Linked DNA regions of Homo sapiens: region 2 is linked to region 1. A link is a contact called in ENCODE Hi-C or POLR2A ChIA-PET data. All regions are on one chromosome and are shown on one strand. Each heading gives the region's core, a stretch centred on a gene start or an enhancer-like site at or near the end of the contact. The rest is flanking DNA. Distances are from core to core; before and after follow the strand shown. Region 1 holds the start of CACNA1C (calcium voltage-gated channel subunit alpha1 C). Region 2 overlaps CACNA1C (calcium voltage-gated channel subunit alpha1 C).

Region 1 (2,729 bases), core at 59-2,558:
AGTCAAGAGTGACTCCAGGATTTTGAACTGAGCAACTAGAAGTATGGGATGGTCATCGACTGCGATGGGGAAGGCTGTGTGAGGAGGAGCAGGCTTTGAAGAGATCAGGAATCCAGTGTTTGGATGTATTAGGCTTGAAATGTCTATCAGACGGAGTCAGCTGTAGTCTGGAATTCAGGAGAGAGGTCTGGGCTGGAGATAGACATTTGATATAGACAGCTGCTGAAAGCCACGGGAATGGTTAGGGTCACCCAGGGAATGAGGGTGGATGTGGAGGCGAGGAGGTCTTATGTGGAGGCAGGTAGAGGTTTTCCCCAAGAGGGAGTTGTAGGCCCCCCTGAAAGGGATCACGAAGCCCCACTGGAGGGGAGCCCGGTCCTGCAGGGGGTGCCGTGGAACTTGCTGTGGTTGCAGGGAGTGATGGAGGGAAGTGTTTGCTTCTCCGGGAAGGAGAGGTGCTGGATAGATTCCTGCCGGAGTTGCAGAAATAATTAAGAGAAGTAGGTAAGGATATCCTAGTAGAACACGTGCTCGGCTGCCTCCAAGGAATTATTAAACCTGGGTCTAGGAATCTGTTCAGACATCTGGGCACCGCTGCCTCGCCTACCAGGCTCCGCCTCGCTGCCCCTCCCGCTTCCCCTCCCCTCCTCTATCTGTCACTTCTACAACCGCTCTGATTATAATTGATCAAACAGAATCACGGAATCACGGCTCATCTTGCCGTTTTGTTCAGTGGCCCGATCCGAAACGAGACTCTGGTAGTCGGGCAAATTGTATTCCTCCTCCTTGGAATTCCGCTCACAGAGGCCTTCCCGGCGTGGCCGGCCCAGCAGGGACGCGCCGCCGCAGCGGAGGAGAGAACGCGGGCGGGGGGCTGCAGGCCGGCGCGGGGGGCGCGACGCCGCCGGCGGGGCGCGAGGGGGTGTGTCCGCGCCGCGGCCACCGCGGCCACCGCGGCTGGCGCCCGGGTGCGCCGCGCGCCCCGGCCTCCCCGGGGGCTCCTCACGCCGCCCCTCGCCCGCCGGCGGCCGGGGCCCGCTCCCTTTGACGTCATGCGGGCGGAGGGCTCGCTCGGGCGGCGCTGCCGCGGGCGCCGGGAGGGGGCCCGACTTCGGGCTCCAGTCCGCCGCCGTGCGCCCCGCGCCGTGCGCCCGGCTCCCTGCGCGCCGCCGCAGCCACATCTGGAAGCGTTCAGCGCGTCTGCCTCCGGCGCGCCGGGCGGGCGGGCGGGCGGCGCGGGCAGGGGCGGGCGCGGGCGCGGCGGGGCTGGGCCGGGGGGAGTGAGCGCGGCGCTCTCGCGCGCCCGGTGTCTCCCTCTCGCTGCCTCTGCAGAAACAGCTCCTGCCAGAGCGGCGCTCGGCGCGGCGCGGCGGGCCCGGAGCGGCGGCGGCGGCTCTTCCTGCCTCCGCGCCCAGGAGTTGCCGGCTCCCTTTGACAGCAGAGAGCCGGGCAGGGGCCTCAGGAGGACTCGCTGGGAGTGGGCAGAGGCGCCTCGGCCCCTGCCGGCCCAGGCGGGCCCCGCGCGCCCCCCGCCCCTCCTCTCCGCCTCTTCTCGCCCTGCCTCTCCCGATTTATTTTTTCAAATGGTGTAGCCGCCGGAGGTGCGGTGCTCAGTTCTTGGAAGGGGCCCGGATGTACTGAGGATGCGTTACAGTTTCACTCGAGGAGGCAGTAGTGGAAAGGAGCAGTTTTTGGGGTTTGATGCCATAATGGGAATCAGGTAATCGTCGGCGGGGAAGAAGAAACGCTGCAGACCACGGCTTCCTCGAATCTTGCGCGAAAGCCGCCGGCCTCGGAGGAGGGATTAATCCAGACCCGCCGGGGGGTGTTTTCACATTTCTTCCTCTTCGTGGCTGCTCCTCCTATTAAAACCATTTTTGGTCCATGGTCAATGAGAATACGAGGATGTACATTCCAGAGGAAAACCACCAAGGTAAGGCTGGACCCCGCCGCCTCGCCGGGGCTCCCTGCCTTTTCCACCGGGTTCCTGCCCTACCCGCGCTCCCCGCGGCCCCGGGGCCGGTCCCTGCGGAGTGGCCCGGGGCCGCGTCCGCGAGGGGCGCCTCCGCCTCGTCGGAGCGCCCGGGAGCCCGGCGGGACCGGGGCCCGAACCGCCGCGCGAGACGGAGCGGAAAATTCCCGCCCCTCCCCCTCCGGGCCCCAGCTTCTCCAGAGCATGTGTTTCCTGTGAAATTCCAGGCGAGGGGGGAAAAGTTCCCCAAGTGGCTGCCGCCGCCTCGCTTTCTCGCGTCCGCCTGGAGAGCCCGGCTGCCTGGCCAGCCGCGCGGGGGGCAGAGGGCGCCGGCGCCGCGGAGCCCAGAGGCCCGGGGTCCCTCGCCCGGCTCGGGGCGCGGCTGGGAGCGCGCGCGCGCGCACCCTGCGCCGGCAGAGCCCGGCGCCCACGGCCGCCCCTGGGGCGCCCTCGCGCTGCCCGGCGTCCACTCTCGTCCAGGCGCCCCTGCCCTGGGCGGCGCGCTCCAGGTGGCGGGTGGGGGCGGCGGTGCAGATGTGAAGCCCAGCGCGCCCCTCTGGTTCCCCCTCTGTAGGTCCCCTTCTTCCTCTCTCCCTCCCTCCTCCGCCGCTCACCTACACCCACCCACCTCTCCACTGCTGTTGACCCCGAGCGCGCCCACGCCGCGTGTGTTCTCATTCGCACCCACATGTGGGCTAGCACCTGAGGATGGAAGCGGCGAGGAGCCGGGCGGTGTGTGGGCTTTGCTGTTTCGTGT
Region 2 (2,729 bases), core at 100-2,599, 160 kb after region 1:
TTTTTTTTTGAGACAGAGTCTTGCTCTTTTCTCCCAGGCTAGAGTGCAATGGCATGGTCTCGGCTCACTGCAACCTCCGCCTTCCAGGTTCAAGCGATTCTCCTGCCTCAGCCTCCCGAGTAGCTGGGACTCCAGGCGCCCACCACCACTCCCGGCTAATTTTTTTGTATTTTTAGTAGAGATGGGGTTTCACCATGTTGGCCAGGCTGGTCTTGAACTCCTGACCTCAGGTGATCCACCCGCCTCAGCCTCCCAACGTGCTGGGATTATAGGCATGAGCCACCGCGCCCGGCCTCTTTCTGCTACCTTTACGTTATTTACACAAGCTTGGAGGCCTAGAGGCAGGAGCTGGTATTTGGATCAATGGCTGGGTAATCCAGAGCAGTTAAAGAACCAAGAAATTATTAATATTTTGTTCCAGGTTATATGTTTTTATGGGGTGATGGTGAAACAAAGAATGAATTTTGTTTCCTAAATGTGTGTTTCTTGCACTGATAGCAAAATTAGCCACTGTTTACATTTCCTGAGCACTCATCAGCCTGTGGTAGAGAGAACTCAAAGGTAAGTGTGGTTGCAAGGAAAGAAACCGGGAATCCAGTGGTTGCCGCTAGCTTCATTCAATGTATAGATCCAGATTATTACATATTATCTGAATTAAACAATTTTACTTTAGAGAGATCATGCAGGTTCTGTGTTTGAGGAAATCTTACGGTTGCTTATAAAGGAAATCATTGCCCCAAAATTCTGGATTTCAACTAATCTGATCTGCTTAAAGCATGACACCTGCATACTTGCTAACTTATTTTTTGAGAATAGAGAGTTAGATCAGGAATAGGATTCAGTCCTTAGAATGCAGAGCTTATAATTTTAGAAAGGTATGTATTTTATTTAGGCCAGGTATTTTTACTGTTAATATATTTACTGTTTTATCTAGAATGTTGACTCTGTTATGATTGAGTCAGTTGCCCCTTCCCCACTTCCTCTTTCCTCTGTGTATTTATTGCACACTGACTAAGTGTCTGGTGTGACAGCAGGTGCTGCGGTCATGAGGGTGACTAGTTAGACATGGTTTCTGCCTTCATGGAGCTTACAGTCTGGTGGGAGGGATGGACAAAGGAAGCACAGAACTGGACACCATGCATTTTCTCCTCTGACATCAGAGCCAAACTGGAAGATCCTGAAAATAATTCTATTGCATGTCCCTTGGAGATATTAACACATTGCTCAGTGATGTTGATTGTTAAAATATCCTCTTGTTTGGAATTGTTATCACAGTGGCTCCTCTGGCGGTAGCATGCTTATAAAAGCAACCAGGAACTGCCCATGTGCCCAGTCTAGGCTCCTGACTCCCACAGATGCCTCTGGGGCTGGGGCCCGGCTAAATATTTTCCAGGAGAAAAGTCAGTCAGGAGCCAGCGCCTGCCATTTCCCATTCTTTCAGAGCCAAGGAGCTGGACGGGCATCTGACAGCCTGGAAGGGCCCTGCTCCAATCTGGAACTGAGGTTAACGCTTCAGGTCAGCTACTTCCTAAGGGAAGGAAAAATCCCTCCCAGGGATTTTTTTACTTTGAGCTTTCTCTGGTGCTGCTTGTTGCTGGCCTTCAGATTTTGGCCACCACTATCTTCGGGTACTATTTTCTCTGCCTCCCTTGGAGAGGTGACCTTCCCCTTCTGTGCAGGGCCCTGTCTGTCCCATGTGGTCTTCCAGGGCTGGGGTGAGGAGGAGGCGGCGAGATTATTGCCTGTTACACATGGACATCTAGACGGGGGAAGAAACATAACAGCTTTATTTTTAGGCTTTGCTAATTCTCACTCTTCTCCTAGTTCGCTGCTACCTGGCAACAGCTTATTGTCATGGCAACACCGATGTTAATGAGTGAAACTCTCAGTGTGTCTGCTCTCCTGGTGCTCTGACAGACACCGTGTGGAGCTATCTTTCTGGCCATCAGAGGCTAAACGCTAGGCTTCCTTCCCCTCTGCAGGCCTCCCAGGCCCCGGGCCCCGTCCACAGAGGGAAGGCACGGAGGCAGCGTTGACAAGGGATTTATGGCTCTGCTTACACATTCCCAGCTTCTCCTCTCTTCACGGATGGGCTGCTGCTCTCGCACTGCCCCTCCTCCCGCAGTCCATCCGTCCACATTTTTAAGCGGTAGCTGTAGCCCATTTTCTCATGTCTAGGGCACCTCAAGATTTGAGCCGGTTTTTACAGCACCTTCTCTGCAGTTGATCAGCAGGGCTGAATCGCGAGTTTGGGAGAGGAGATTTGTGGCTGGAACTGGCGCTCACATTGGGGAGGGAAGACCTGCACCTTCAGCTCTTAGGCTGAGAGTCAGTAACACCACCATAGCTTCTTGTCTTGCTTCTCTGACATCTGTCCCTCAAGGGTGCCTTTGCAGCATTACAATAATTGTGAGGAAGAGCAGGCAGAGTCTGCTCCAGCCTCCTTGTGCCTCAGTTTGTCCATCTCTAAAGCAGCGCATATCTGAAATTGGATGGTCCTTAAGTTGGCGCTGCTGAGGAGGGGTTCATGTGAAGTGCTCTGGGCTCCTGCTCACCATTTCTATGATGTGGGTAACTTGCTCGACCCCTCTGTGACTCCACTTCTCACTTGTAAATAAGGATAGTAATAGTACCTACCTCAGAGTGTCATTGCAGGACTCCAACCAGATACATATGTGTCCGGGGCTTATAATAAAATCATGGTTCAATAAATCTTAGTTCTTACTACG

What was found. Hi-C counts contacts between places; a loop is a spot of excess contacts on that map. ChIA-PET counts read pairs that join two places held with the same protein, here RNA polymerase II (POLR2A). Pooled maps may share reads with other maps.
Region 2: a loop to region 1 is called in a map of heart right ventricle, with 2.2 times the contacts of the local background. The contact joins the enhancer-like site here to the promoter of CACNA1C in region 1. A Hi-C loop is called at or near these places in 1 of 168 maps with a recorded cell type or tissue (heart right ventricle) and 2 of 50 pooled maps. POLR2A ChIA-PET finds 5 or more read pairs at or near these places in 1 of 52 experiments (A673).

The regions. Positions count from the first base shown.
Region 1 is chr12:2,051,679-2,054,407 of GRCh38, forward strand. CACNA1C (calcium voltage-gated channel subunit alpha1 C) reads left to right here and starts at 1,309. Exons shown (of 47, transcript NM_000719.7): 1 at 1,309-1,933. The coding sequence starts at 1,885.
Region 2 is chr12:2,211,727-2,214,455 of GRCh38, forward strand. All of the region lies in intron 3 of CACNA1C (calcium voltage-gated channel subunit alpha1 C), which reads left to right. Among named protein-coding and RNA genes, the nearest start is that of CACNA1C-AS4, 10 kb to the right of the region's middle. Within about 2 kb of position 1,350, at least 5 of the 41 ENCODE cell types and tissues checked have a DNase peak (open chromatin) inside an H3K27ac peak, as active enhancers do.